Linked DNA regions of Homo sapiens: region 1 is linked to region 2. A link is an interaction called in ENCODE POLR2A ChIA-PET data of the cell type or tissue named here. Cell type or tissue: Caco-2. All regions are shown on one strand. Each heading gives the region's core, and the rest is flanking DNA. Links, peaks and the distances in the headings are about the cores only. Region 1 overlaps SUPT6H (SPT6 homolog, histone chaperone and transcription elongation factor). Region 2 overlaps PIGS (phosphatidylinositol glycan anchor biosynthesis class S).

Region 1 (7,133 bases), core at 913-4,912, 130 kb before region 2:
CCGCCATTTTTCCCCAGTCGATGGCTGCATGGCTGTTGGACCTGGGAGGGGAAGAAAAGTTGAGATTGGGACTTTGCTAGAAGGAAGTCTTCCCACCAATCACTGTACCCTTGCAGAAAGGAACCTCATACCTATGGGCAGCAGCCCCTCTACTGGGATAAGGCAGATACAGCAGCAGCTGGCTGCCATACTGCCCTCTTCCGTCTTCACCCAGAAACTAGTGTTCCTGGCATATCATGTGGTCAGGGCCCTCAGAGGATCCAGAGCACCTGCCTCTGCTAAGCCTTTCGGCCTCTTGACAACACCTGCCCCTACCACTGACCTGCACTGTGCCACCATCCAGATACTTACTTTGGCTGCTGCTGCCGTTGCCGGGAGCTGGAAGAGGGCTGGGGCTGGGCCTGGGCCGACTGTGGGGTGGTGCTGGCCTGGAGCTGGTGGTACTGAGGGGTGGTGATGGGCTGGCTTGGGGTCGTGTAGGAGTAGCTAGGGGTCATTAGTGGTGTGGCCACTGGCTGCTGGGCTGGCGTTGGGAATACCTGGAGAGGCATGAACAGTTAAATAGGGATGGGTGTGGGGCTTGTTTGGCCTTGCTGTGAATTCTGGGTAAGCGCAAGGGTGGGCTCAGCAAAGCTTTCCAGATGATCTTCCACTGAGTATGTGCTTCTGACCAGCAGTGGGAAGCCTGCAGGTCAGCACCGAGCACACAGTGGTGCCCACTGGTCCTGACCATGTCAACTTTCTGGTGGCTTGCGGGTTCCAAAGATCCCAAAGGCCCGTGGAAAGGTTATGCCCTCTCTTACCCTCTTCCCCTTCAAATGGGCCTAAGGACAAGAAATATCTGTTGGAGACAGTTACCAAGGCCGTGGCAGCCCCATCTGTGCATGTGAAGCCCCTTGTGGGCAATGCGAGAGGGCAGTCTATGGGCCCCACCCTGCACAGGGAGCTTCCTCCCCAAGCCACATACGTGGTAAGCACTGCTGCCGCCTCCACTGCCGCCATAGCCGTACTGGCTGGAGGCCCACTGGGCTGGGGTGGCATTAGGGTTCTGTCCTTGGCCTGTCACCGCAGCAATGGCACTGAACATCTGTGAAGTCATGTTCTGAGGCAGGGCATTCACAGCCCGTGTCAGATCTGTAAGCACACAGAGGTGGGGAGGGGCATGTTAGAGGTGAAAGTCCCTTTAGCTCCATCCTTCCCACCTCCAGTCCCAGGCTCAAGCTCCTCACCTGCAAGGTTGATGTTGGCTGGGGTAGCATTGATAGAGGCAGGTGTCCGGGTCCTGCTGCTGCTGCTAGGGGTGATGCCTGCAGGAAGTGATTATTTAGTTACATCCCTCCAGAAACCTATTTTTGGTTTCCCAATTCAGGGGGTGGAAGGGGCACTGAAGTAGGTAGAGGGAGGAAGGGAAGCTGCATAGGCACAGTGGATGGAGAACCTTCCTGGTGCTGGGAGGCTGCAGGAGGAGTAAGACAGCTGCAGTGACAGCCTACTCCTCACCTGGTCCCCTAGGCTGGGACTACTCTGAGTCAGGTCCTAGGTGTTCCTCCAGCCACGTCCCTGAAGTCAGGAAGAGCAGAACTCACCTGGTACAGGATCCTGGTAGTGATCCTTAAACCATCTAAACAGTCCATTCACGGTTGGGAAGATCTGGCCCCGGTACCGGAATCCCTCTGGAGTCACCGTTACATATTCTATCCTAGGATTTTAGAAGGAAACATGCATCAGAAACCACTTGGGACCCACCACAAGAGCGACCAGAACAGATGCCCACCATGTGAAGTAGCCATTCTGGGTGCTAGGGGAAAGGAGAGATGACACAGCCAGTCCCCAGGCCTGTGAAGGGAGGTGAGCAGCACATGGCAGAACATATTGAAGACCAAGGAGTCAGTGGCCCTCTGTGTGCTGCATACGGACTGCCGGAGGAAGGCTTGCTGGAGGCTGTGCTACCATACTGGGCTGCAGTATGAAGGCAGGATACTGCCGGTGAAGTGAGACCGAGATCCCATAGTGCCAGGGTTGGAAGGGGCCTCCCAGAGCAGCAAATCGCAACTCCCCTAAAGCAGGCATCTTTCTGCAGTGGCTGTGGAAGGTGGTAGTCTGCCCTTGTTCAACACTTCTGAGAGTAGCAGATAGTTGTTAAGAGGGGCTCTGGGTTAGTTCCAGTTCTAGTTCTAGTTTTAGCTCTGCCATTCACCACATATGACACGCTGCACCAAGTTACCAAACTTGAATCTCTGCTTCATTTGTCCAGTGAGGACCACAGCACTGAAGCCTATGGGGTGGGTGTGAGGATAAATGAGAATGCACAGAGCACGTTCCACAATGCCTAAAGCTGGGTTGTGCTCAATGAAGGCCAGCTATCAATGGCAACCAGATAATGCTACATAGTACACAGTTCTCATTTCTATTAGGCTGACACCTGCCTCCTAACTCTTCCGTAAGTGTTAATTCTGCCACACAAGGAGAGTCAGCTCCTTTCCCCAGAAGCTATCATGCTGCACCTGGTCCTGGTTAGAGCCCCCACCCCCGCCACCAGTTTGCTCAACTGTTCCACACAGGACACAGTTTCCAGCCCCACTTAGCCCTGGCTGCTGGCCTCTGGAAGCACACTGGTGAGTCAACAGGCTTCTCAAGAAATGAGCACAATATTCCAGATGTGCCCAAGATGGCACACGGTACAGAGTCTAGGGCTTCCTGTCATCTGGCCACTGAGCCCCTACTAATGCAGCCTGAGCTGTGCATCAGGTAAAGCCAGTACAGGGATAAAAGCAGAAGTGCACATGGCCAAAGGCCAATGGAAGGATGGGGGCAGGGCTTAGGCAGAGAAGCAAGTGTGATTACCAGTCTGTATCACAGACACAAAGACGCCAGTCTAAGGAAACTGGACTTTGTCCTCTAGGTTCAGGGTAAGCGCTAGAGGGACTCAGATAAAGGAATACCTCAGGAAGGCCAGCCTGTTAGTCACACAGAAGCAGGCAGAGCAGCAGGCAGAGCAGGAGACAGAGCAGAACAGGAGACAGGCTCTCCTGACCACCGCTTCAGTGCGGGCGGAGTGAGCACATTACAGCAACAGTGAGCCACTGTGTGCAAGCCCTGGTGAGGGTGAGGCAGGTGGTGGACAGGAGAGACCAGTGTACTGGCCCCCAGTTTCTGCAATCAGGTGAAGAGTGTCTGGTGACTCCTGTCACTCTGTGGGAGGGAGAGGAGGTGAAGGGAACTCCTTTCTCACGGTGTTAAGGAAAGCGCCCTTCTTATGTGAATCCTTGCCTTTTTGCCTTGAAATCATCACCCTCTTTTCCCACCTCCAACCTCCACCTCTGTTCTAAACAGATGAGAGGAGAAAGGCAGTCCAGCAGAGCCAGAGAGGGCACTGCTCCGGGCCTCTCCCTGCCTTCTAGCCTGCCTATGAACCCCAGTGGCAGCACCTTCTCAGCACTAGTGCTCACCTGGGTTTACCCCGGGGCTGGTATCCCAGTAGGAACTTGCCGGGCAGTTCCTTGCAGGCACAGATGAAATAAGGGATGAAGGTGGGCTTCTCCTTCTTAGTTTTGATGAGCAGCTCCTCTAATTTCTGGGGGTAGAATGAGGGGGAGAGGTTGGGATAGCAGCATGCTTGGTACACAACGTCTGGTGCACACATGATGTACACTTCCTTCACCGCCTGAGTGTCCCCTATACTGAAGGGAAAGCGTACATCCTTAAGTGATTGGCAAGTGTCATTCCTCAGAGGGCCCTGGGCTTACCTTGCGGTCCCCACCGCTGCAGTCCTGATAATACTTGTGATTCAGAAGGTCCCGGGCAAAGGATGCCATGGGCTGGACATAGCGAGCAACAATCTCATCCAAATCTTCGAATTCCTGTGGGAAGAAGGTAAAGGCCCCATGTGTCATATCCAGAGCTGAGATTCTTGATCAAATCCATCCAGAAGAAAAACCATGGGAGGGGATGGGCTTCTCAGTCCATAGCAAAGTCCCCTCAGTTTATCCATCTGTGTCATGTCCAGATATATTAGCTCACAGGGCATAAAGTCCTTTAAATCCTGGCTTTGATTCTCCCCTAGTGCTTGGGAACAACAGGAAAATTCACCAGATTTCTCTTCACTGAAAACAGAAAAGAGAAACTTGATATATGTGTGTGCGTATATATGTGTATTTTCTCCTCTTCCTCCATTGGCTCTCTCTAGGTAGACTATTTTAACATTTGGAGGACACGGAAGGAGGGGACAAAATAAAATTGATATCAAATGACTCATTCCGCAAACCACCTCCCGTTTTGTTGCTGTGCACAGCTAAAATACCTATGACCCGAGTTACTAATGTCAGGTGAAAGCACCCTGAAGGGCACCTTTCTGGAAGCAGGAGTGGGATGGGAGGTGGGCAGGCACTGGCTCTCACCTCACTGTTGATCCACAGAGTGGCTCCCAGGCTGAAGGCATTTTCCTTGCCCTCCTCCCGCACATCCACATGCTGGTAGATGCCATCACTGACTTTCCAGGTCACTGTCAGGTGGTTCTCGCCCTTGCTGCTTGGTCGGATAATCACATCACCCTGGTCCATGGTCTCCATCATCTTTTCTGCTTGCTTGAAATTGATATTATGGAAGGATGGGTGTGCGATCACTCTCTTGATGTATGCTGAAAAGGGCAGAAAAGCAGTACAGACTGGGTGATGGGGCTAGGAGCTGGCAGCAACAGGACAAACCAGGCCTTCATTTCTTATTTATTTATTGAGTTGGGGTGCTCTGTCATCTGGGCTGGAGTGCCAGTGGCAAATCATGACTCACTGTAGCCTCGAACTCCTGGGCTCAAGCGATCCTCCTGTCTCAGCCTCTAAAATAGCTGGGAATACACCGGTGCACATCACCATGCCTGGCTTTTTTTTTTTTTTTTTTTGAGACAGTCTCATTTTGTCACCCACGTTGTAGTGCAGTGGCGCAATTCTGGCTCACTGCAACTTCTCCCTCCTAGGTTCAAGCAATTCTCCTGCCTCAGTAGCTGGGATTACAGGCGCCCACCACCACGCCTGGCTAGTTTTTGTATTTTTAGTAGAGATGGGGTTTCACCATTTTGGCCAGGCTCGTCTTGAACTCCTCACCTCAAGCGACCCGCCTGCCTCAGCCTCCCAAAGTGCTAGGATTACAGGCGTGAGCCATCGCGCCTGGCCATTTTTTTTTTTTTTTTTGAGACAGAGTCTCACTCTGTCACCCACGTTGTACTGTAGTGGTGCAATTTTGGCTCACTGCAACTTCTCACTCCTGGGTTCAAGCAATTCTCCTGCCTCAGTAGCTGGGATTACAGGCGCCCACCACCACACCTGGGTAGTTTTTGTACGTTTGGTAGAGACGGGGGTTCACCATTTTGACCAGGCTGGTCTTGAACTCCTGACCTCAAGTGATCCACCTGCCTCAGCCTCCGAAGTGCTGGGATTATAGGCATGAGCCACCGCACCTGGCTCCTGGCTATTTAAAAAATTTTTTTTGTAGAGATGGTGTCTTACTAAGTTGCCCAGGCTGGTCTTGAACTCCTGGGCTCAAGTGCTCCTCCTGCCTTGGCCTCCCAAAGTGCAGGGCTACAGCCGTGAGCCACCCTGTTTGGGCTTAATTTCTGACCCACTATGGGATTCTGAGACTCTTTCACCTTCTCTGGGCTTGGATTAGCTGATATGAAGGACATGTTCACCTGGGCTCCTAGGACACTGAAAGAATGAGGCTTTAAGAGTCACAAGGCATTAGCAAAGAAAATGTGACCCAAGAGACTCTGGGTTCCAGCCCTACCTATGACTTTTTCATGACATCTCCAGGCCTTAGCACCTCAAAGCTGAGTCCCCACTTCCACTGGGAGACTGACACATGTGCATCCTGTGGCCTGAATCCTGCACTGGGAGAACTGCCAAGATGCAGGGTGCACAGAGATGGTGGGAGGCACACTCACTGGTCCGCTGCTGCTTCCGCTTCATGTCCTCCTCCTGCTTGTGGTCTGCAGCTTCAGCATCAAAGTCATAGTAGGTGTCTTTGGGCAGCTTCCACTCATTGTTCCTGTCCATGAGGTCTGAGGTGCGGCAGGTCAGGTCTGCACTGAACTTCTCAATGTCAATCTTCATGATGCGGCAGTGAACAGTCATTCCCACCTAGATCCACAGAACATTTGAGCTGGAAGGGACAAAGATGATCTAGCCCGATGCCCTATTTCACCCATGAGAAAACCAAAGTCCAGGCAGAAAGGTGTAAGGTGTAAAGTGACTTGCCCAAAGCCAGCCAGCTGCTGAATGGCAGACTGGGAGTTTGGGGTGGAATCTTGTCTGTAGACTACAGGCCAAGCCCTGCACTAATGCCTCCACTCTGGGCAGGAAAACCAGCTGAAGCCTGCTGGATCTACCCTGTCCCTGGCACTCTTCTCTTCTCCCATGAAGTTGCCTAGTTACTGCTCCCAAGGTGCCATCAAAGGTTGACTCCCCCAACACCCCCCCTCCTTTTTTTTTGAGACAGTCTCACTCGTCGCCCAGACTAGAGTGCAGTGGTGTGATCTTGGCTCACTGCAACCTCCACCCACAGGGTTCAAGCGATTCTCCTGTCTTAGCCTCCCGAGCAGCTGGGATTACAGGCGTGTGCCACCATGCCCGGCTAATTTTTGTATTTTCTGTAGAGACGGGGTTTCACCATGTTGGCCAGGCTGGTCTCGAACTCCTGACTTCAAGTAATGACTTCACCCACCTTGGCCTCCCAAAGTGCTGGGATTACAGGTGTGAGCTGCCATGCCTGGCCTGACTTCCCTTTTTGAAGGGGAAGCAAAATAATAGCTGTTTTCTGTATCTTACCCTTGATATGAGCCCTTCTGTCTAAGTAGTGGCAAAAGCCAGTCACTCTGCATCACTCTTCTCCTTGTGAAAAATCTCCCCAGCTTCACTTATTAGAACTATTTTTCCCCAGCCCTCCTAAGTCATAGTTCTCAGAGGTTCACAACACTCAGAACCAGTGAATTTCGCAGAGCTGCTATCAGCTATATCACTAACTGGGTGATTCTGAAAAAAGTTGAATTTCTCTGACAAAAGACAATATTTCCATTTCCATCAGCATGTGAGATTAGAGACAACATATGTCGATGTCAGTGCTGGTATCTAGTGGGTGCATGATAT
Region 2 (7,133 bases), core at 567-4,566:
TCGCCATGTTGCCCAGGCTGGTCTCGAGCTCCTGGGCTCAAGTGATCAGCCTCCCAAAGTGCTGGGATTACAAGTGTGAGCCACCGCACCCGGCTGGTTAAAACATTTTTTTAAAAAAATGATATTTCGTATGGTTCAGCCTCTGTACACACACAAACTTCTGGTTTTCTTTCTTTTTTTTTTTTTTTTTTGAGATGGAGTTTCGCTCTTGTTGCCCAGGCTGGAGCGCAATGGCACGATTTTGGCTCACTGCAACCTCTGCCTCCTGGGTTCAAACGATTCTTCTGGCTCAGCCTCTGAAGTAGCTGGGATTACAGGCGCCTGCCACCACGCCCAGCTAATTTTTTGCATTTTTAGTAGATACGGGGTTTCACCATGTTGGCTAGGCTGGTCTCAAACTCCTGACCTCCAGTGATCCACCAGCCTCGGCCTCCCAAAGTGCTGGGATTACAGGCGTGAGCCACCATGCCCAGCCAAACTTCTTGTTTTCTAAACAAAAATTGGACTATCCCTCACAAGTTAGTTTGAAATTTGATTGTTTTCAGTTTATCATGGATTTCTTCATATTTGATAACACAGTGTTCAGTAATATGGGTATACTGTAAACGTATAGTATAGGCAACACGTATAAAGGGTGACCAAGAGTATAGAATCTGGGATCAGAGAGCTGGAATTCAAGCCTTATTCTGCCACTTATTTGTGTAAATTTGAGTAAGGTTGTTAACTTCTCTAAACCTTGGTTTCCTCATCTGTTAGACGGAAATAGTAATAGCGTTGTTCATTTATTCAACAAGTATTTACTTTGTAGCTATGTCAGATACAGTTCTAGTTACTAGAGATATAGCAGTGAACAAAACAGACAAGAAGAAGACAATAAAAAAGACAAAGCTGGATGTGGTAGCTCACACCTGTAATCCCAGCACTTTGGGAGGCCGAGGCAGGCAGATCACTTGAGATCAGGAGTTTGAGACCAGCCCGGCTAACATGGTGAAACCCCATCTCTACTAAAAATACAAAAATTAGCCGGGCGTGGTGGCGGGCGCCTGTAATCCCAGCTACTTGGGAGGCTGAGGCAGGAGAATCGCTTGAACCTGTGAGGTGGAAGTTGCAGTGAGCCAAGATCCCACCACTGCACTCCAGCCTGGGTGACAAAGACTCCATCTCAAAAAAAAAAAGAAAAAAAGACAAGTAAGTCAAATGTATGTTAGATGGTGACAGAAGAAAAATAGAGCAGGACAGGAGGAGAGGGAATTTTCTTGAGGAATGGGAGGGGATTGCAGTTTTAGATAGGGTGGACAAGGGAGGTCTCATTGAAAAGAGGACATTCGAGTAAATACCTAAAAGGCGAGGGAATAGACTGTGCAGATATCTGGGGGAAGAGCATCTTGGCAGAGGGAAAAGCATGTCTAAGGTCCCGAGTTAAGAGCAAGTGTTGTACCTTTCAGGAGCAGTGAGAATCTCCTTGTGGCTTCACTGGAGTGAATGAGGAAGAGAGAAAGAGGAAATGAAATAAAACCAGAACAGTAGAAGGGGGCTGAATCACTTAGGGCCTGGTAGATCACTGTGAGAATTTGCATTCTAGGCTTTTATTCTAGATAAGAAGGGAAGCCATTGAAGGTTTTTTGTTTCTTTTTTTAAACATGACTACCATTGTCACACCTAACTAAGTTAGCAGTGATTCCTTAATATCACCTAATTCTCAGTCTGTATTTAGATCTCTCCAGTTATCTCCAAGGTATCCTTTCACAGATGGTTTATTCCATCAGGATCAATAAGTTGCATTTGTCTTTTTGTCACTTTTATTTTATGTCAGCTCCCCCCACCCTACCCCCATACATTTCTTTCACACCATTGATTTGTTGGAGAAACCAGGTCATTTGTTTTATAGAACATCTCACATTTGGGATTTGGCGAGTAGCTTCCTCACAGTTTAATTTAACTCATTCCTCTAGCATCCATATTCCTTATAAACTGGGAGTTAGATCTAGTGGTTTGATTAAAGCCAGGTTCAATTTTTTGGATGAGAATACATTGTAGGTGGTGCAGTGTACTTCCTATTGTGTTGTATCCTGAAGCACTTAATGGCTAGTTGTTCCATTTTGGGTGATGCAAAGATTATGTAGTGAGTTCAGGTATTGTCAGCCTGATCTCTATATTTTAGAGTTTCTCATCAACCTTTTACATATTTTTAGCATCTATTTGATCATGGAATCCATTTCATTAGCAGTCACAAGATAATGCTTTTTTTAATTTTTATTTTTTTTAGAGACAGGGTCTCACTCTGTCACCCAGACTGCTGTGCAGTGGCTCAATCATAGCTTACTGCAGCCTTGAAATCCTAGGCTCAATCAGACCTCCCACCTCAGCCTCCCAAGTAGGTAGGACTACTGGTGTGTGGCCAGGCACAGTGGCTCACGCCTGTAATCCCAGAACTTTGGGAGGCCAAGGCGGTGGATCATTTGAGGTCAGGAGTTTCAGACCAGCCTGGGCAATGTAGTGAAACCCCTTCTCCACTAAACATACACAAATTCGCTGGGTGTGGTGGTGTGTGCCTGTAGTCCCAGCTACTCTGGAGTCCAAGACAGGAGAATTGCTTGAACCTAGGAGGCAGAGGTTTCATTGAGCCAAGATTGTGCCACTGCATTCCAGCCTGGGAGACAGAACGAGACTCTGTCTCAAAAAAAAAAAAAAAAAAGTAGGCTGGGCGCGGTGGCTCACGCCTGTAATCCCAGCACTTTGGGAGGCTGAGGCGGGTAAATCACTTAAGGTCAGGAGTTCAAGACCAGCCTGCTCAACATGGGAAAACCCTGTCTCTACTAAAAATACAAAAATTAGCTGGGTGTGGTGGCACATGCCTGTAATCCCAGCTACTTGGAAGGCTGAGGTAGGAGAATTGCTTGAAATGGGGAGGCGGATGTTGCAGTGAGCCGGGATCCCACTGTTATTCTCCAGTCTGGGCAACAGAGCCAGATTCCATCTCAAAAAAAAACCCAAAAAAACAAAAAAAAAAAAAAAAAGAAAAGAAAAAGTAGACAAGGGGTCCTTTTTTTTTTTTTTTTTTTGAGATAGGGTCTGACACTCAGGCTGAAGTGCAGTGGCCCAATCATAGCTCACTGTAACCTTGAACTCCTGGGTTCAAGTGGTCCTCTTACCTCAAGCTCTCAAGCTCCCAAGTAGCTGAGACTACAAGAATGTGCCACTGTGCCCAGCTAATTTTTTATTTATTTTATTTAATTTGTTTATTTATTTATTTATTTTGAGACAGAGTCTCACTCTGTCACCCAGGCTGGAGTGCAGTGGCGCAATCTCAGCTCACTGCATCGTCCGCCTCCCGGGTTCAAGTGATTCTCCTGCCTCAGCCTCCTGAGTAGCTAGGACTACAAGTGCACAGACACCATGCCTGGCTAATTTTTGTAATTTTAGTAGAAACGGGGTTTCACCATGGTGGCCAGGCTGGTCTTGAACTCCTGGCCTCGAGCAGTCCGCCTGTCTTGGCCTCCTAAAGTGCTGGGATTACAAGCGTGAGCCAGTGCACCTGGCCCCAGCTAGTTTTTAAATTTTTTGTAGAGACGGGGTCTCACTGTGTTCCCCGAGCTGGTCTCAAACTCCTAGGCTTAAGCAATCTTCCCACCTCGGACCCTAAAGTGCTGGAATTACAGGCATCAGCCACCACACCTGGCCAAATTAGTGACTTTTACAATTCTGTCATTTCTTCTTTCTGGAAGAAATGTATGACCTGGAATTCTTTTATAAAGAAAAGAGGAACTTTTTCAATAAATTTTAGGTTTAGCTTGTCAAGTTTCAGGAGGCAAAAAAAATCCCTTCAGGATTGCCTTACATGTATATATTAATTTGGGGAGAGTTGACATCTTTATAATAGTCTTTATAATATGACATCTTTATAATATTCATCTAGGGGCCTTGTATGCTATTCCATTTTGTTCAGATATTTTATGTCCTTCAGTAAAGTCTTGAAGTTTTCTTCTTATAGTTTTATACATTTATTCCTGGGTATTTTTATACTTTATTGTTAATGTGATTGAGGTTTTAAAAGATGTTTCTAATTGGATATTGCTGGTATTTATGCGGGTATTGATTCTTGCATATCCTTGTATCTAGTCATCTTATTGAACTGTTGCTAGTTCTAATAGTTTTTCAGTTGGTTCTCTGATTTTCTTGAGAAATAATTATGCTACTTCAAAGTGGCCATTTTATCTGTTTCTTTCCAATACTTTTAAGTTTTCTTTCTCTTTCTTCACATATTACATTGGTCAAGAACTTTAGAAAGAACAATACTGAATAACAATGAGAATAGAGGAGATAGCAGGCATCCTTGTTTTATTACTAACTTTACAGAATTATGTTTAATATTTTGTCATTAAGTGTGTGGTTTTTATTTTTTATTTTTTTGAGACAAGGTCTGGTTCTATTACCCTGGCTGGAGTGCAGTGGTGCCATCTCAGGTCACTGCAACCTCTGCCTCTCAGGCTCAAGTCATCCTCCCACCTCAACCTCCCAAGTAGTTGGGACTACAGGTGTGCACCACCATAACTGCCTTTTTTTTTTTTTTTTTGAGATGGAGTTTCGCTCTTGTTGCCCAGGCTGGAGTGCAATGGTGTGATCTCGGCTCACTGCAGCCTCCGCCTTCTGGGTTCAAGTGATTCTCTTGCCTGAGCTTCCCGAGTAGCTGGGATTACAGGCGCCTGCCACCACACCCAGCTAATTTTTTGTATTTTTGGTAGAGATGGGGTTTCATCACGTTGGCCAGGCTGGTCTCAAACTCCTGACCTCAGGTGATCCACCCGCCTTGGCCTCCCAAAGTGCTGGGATTACAGGTGTGAGCCACCATGTCTGGCACATACCTGGCTAATTTTTGTATTTTTTGTAGAGTTGGGGTTTCATCATGTTGTCCAGGCTAATCTCCAACTCATGAGATCAAGGGATCCGCCTGCCTTGGCCTCCCAAATTGCTGGGATTACAAGCATGAGCCACCGTGCCCAGCCTGTGTATTTTGTTTTTTATCAGGAACATTCACTGAATTTAATTATTTTGGGGCAGTGATTGGAATGACCATACAGTTTTTCTCCTTTTGCCTATTAATGTAATGACTATTGAAATAGATTTCCCAGTGGGAAGACGTTTCACGCTGAAGGACCAGTGTGTGCAGAGGTGAAGGCAAGAGCTGCGGCAGATGGGCGAAATGGGTGTCATGTGTTTGATATCATCTATGCAGAAATCATTAGAGTTGGCTGCAGCTGCTTGGTCTTTTTCTGTAAACAGCCATCTTGCTGTCCTCAGATGCTGGACAGTGTTAGGTCTGGGAAGGTGGGCAGAGGCATGATGCTTGCCCTTTTCATTGTGCTACTTCTTATCCCTCCCAGACAAAATGAAAATCAAATGCCGTTTCCAGAAGGCCTATCGGAGGGCTTTGGACCATGAGGAGGAGGCCCTGTCATCGGGCAGTGTGCAAGGTATGGGAAGGGATGAGCACACCATTTTAATGTGAAGCCCTCTTTTTCCTTCTGATCTCTAAGTGCATAGTTCCCATGCTTTGGCTTACTTCCAAAACCTCTCTTGGAATGCTGGGAATGAGGAACTGTGGGATTCAGCCCAGTCCACTGAGGGCCAGAGAGGTTGATTGGCTTACCCAAGCCTGACCACTGTGTCAGCTGAATGTGAGTGAAGGGGTGGGTTAGGCATTCTTTGGGGCTGGGGGGAGATGGAATGGTGTTTTGCTCTTGGTGTACCACCTGTTCTTGCCCCCAGAGGCAGAAGCCATGTTAGATGAGCCTCAGGAACAAGCGGAGGGCTCCCTGACTGTGTACGTGATATCTGAACACTCCTCACTTCTTCCCCAGGTAAGGTAACAGAGAGGCTGCGACTTTGCCTTATCCCTTCAGCTCGTGGACTCCTGGGTCACCTCCTTCTTGCATCATTGCTACCCATTTCTTCCATTTGCTACAGAAAACTCTCCAAAAAAAAATTTTTTTTTTTTTGAGACGGAGTCTTGCTCTGTTGCCTAGGCTGGAGTACAGTGGCGGGATCTCGGCTCACTGCAGCCTCCGCCTCCCGGGTTCAAGTGATTCTCCTGCCTCAACCTCCTGAATACCTGGGATTACAGGCATGTGCCATGTAATGTATTTTTAGTAGAAATGGGGTTTCACCACGTTGGTCAGGCTGGTCTCGAACTCCTGACCTTGTGATCTACCTGCCTTGGCCCCCCAGAGTGCTGAGATTACAGGCGTGAGCCACCGCACCCGTCCTCCACATATTTTTAATAAAGAATGCTGGCTGGGTCTGGTGGCTCACACTGTAATCCCAGCACTTTGGGAGGCCGAGGCGGGCAGTTTGCTTGAACTCAGGGGTTCAAGACCAGCCTGGGCAACATGGCAAAACCCCATCTCTACAAAAAATAAAAAAAATTAGCTGGATGTGGTAGTCCCTGTTACTTTTGGAGGCTGAGGCAGGGGGAGCGCTTGAGCCTGGGAGGTGGAGGTTGCAGTGAGCTAATATCATGCCATTGCACTCCCCATCTCTACTAACAATACAAGAATCGGCCGGGTGCGGTGGCACATGCCTGTAATCCCAGCACTTTGGGAGGCCGAGGCAGGCGGATCACTTGAGGTCAGGAGTTTGAGACCAGCCTGGTCAACATGGTGAAACCCCATTTCTACTAAAAATACAAAAATTAGCCGGGCGTGGTGGTGGGTGCCTGTAGTCCCAGCTACTCGAGAGGCTGAGGCAGGAGAATCACTTGAACCCAGGAGGTGGAGGTTGCAATGAGCCAAGATAGTGCCACTGCACTCCAGCCTGGGCGACAGAGTGAGACTCTGTCTCAAAAAGAAAATTTATAATCAAATATTTAATTTTTATAAAAGCACTAAAGAAAATGTTAATGAACGTCCCCATCCCCACCCCCAGCTCACAAACTGCAGTGCAGTAGCACGGTGTGTACTTCCATGGTTATACTCCATTCCCTTTTGGCCCAAGGCAACCAGATTTTGTGTTTGTAATTTTCTTGCTTTTCCTTAGAGTTTGATCACATATGCTGTATCTCTGTAAACAATGTATTTAATTTTACATTTTTGAATTTATATAAATGGTGGCTTATAACACATGTTCCTCTGCCACTT

Evidence for each region. ChIA-PET counts read pairs that join two places held together with the same protein. Peaks named below come from ENCODE experiments on the same cell type or tissue, not always from the same donor. Only the 100,000 strongest peaks of a DNase experiment are listed, where the experiment ranks them.
Region 1: POLR2A ChIA-PET joins it to region 2 with 6 read pairs; 2 of 35 experiments call an interaction of 5 or more read pairs at or near these places.

Annotation. Positions count from the first base shown.
Region 1 is chr17:28,694,347-28,701,479 of GRCh38, reverse strand. SUPT6H (SPT6 homolog, histone chaperone and transcription elongation factor) reads right to left here. Exons shown (of 37, transcript NM_003170.5): 29 at 5,933-6,128; 30 at 4,398-4,636; 31 at 3,747-3,860; 32 at 3,450-3,574; 33 at 1,587-1,699; 34 at 1,230-1,307; 35 at 968-1,134; 36 at 352-539; 37 at 1-41. Among named protein-coding and RNA genes, the nearest start is that of PROCA1, 14 kb to the left of the region's middle. RefSeq lists an enhancer at 2,795-3,089. In Caco-2, for the core only: no CTCF peak of the experiment used is centred there; a DNase peak (open chromatin) is centred at 2,889.
Region 2 is chr17:28,562,156-28,569,288 of GRCh38, reverse strand. It overlaps PIGS (phosphatidylinositol glycan anchor biosynthesis class S), which reads left to right. Exons shown (of 12, transcript NM_033198.4): 4 at 5,382-5,471; 5 at 5,767-5,858. Among named protein-coding and RNA genes, the nearest start is that of PIGS, 5.8 kb to the left of the region's middle. In Caco-2, for the core only: no CTCF peak of the experiment used is centred there; no DNase peak of the experiment used is centred there.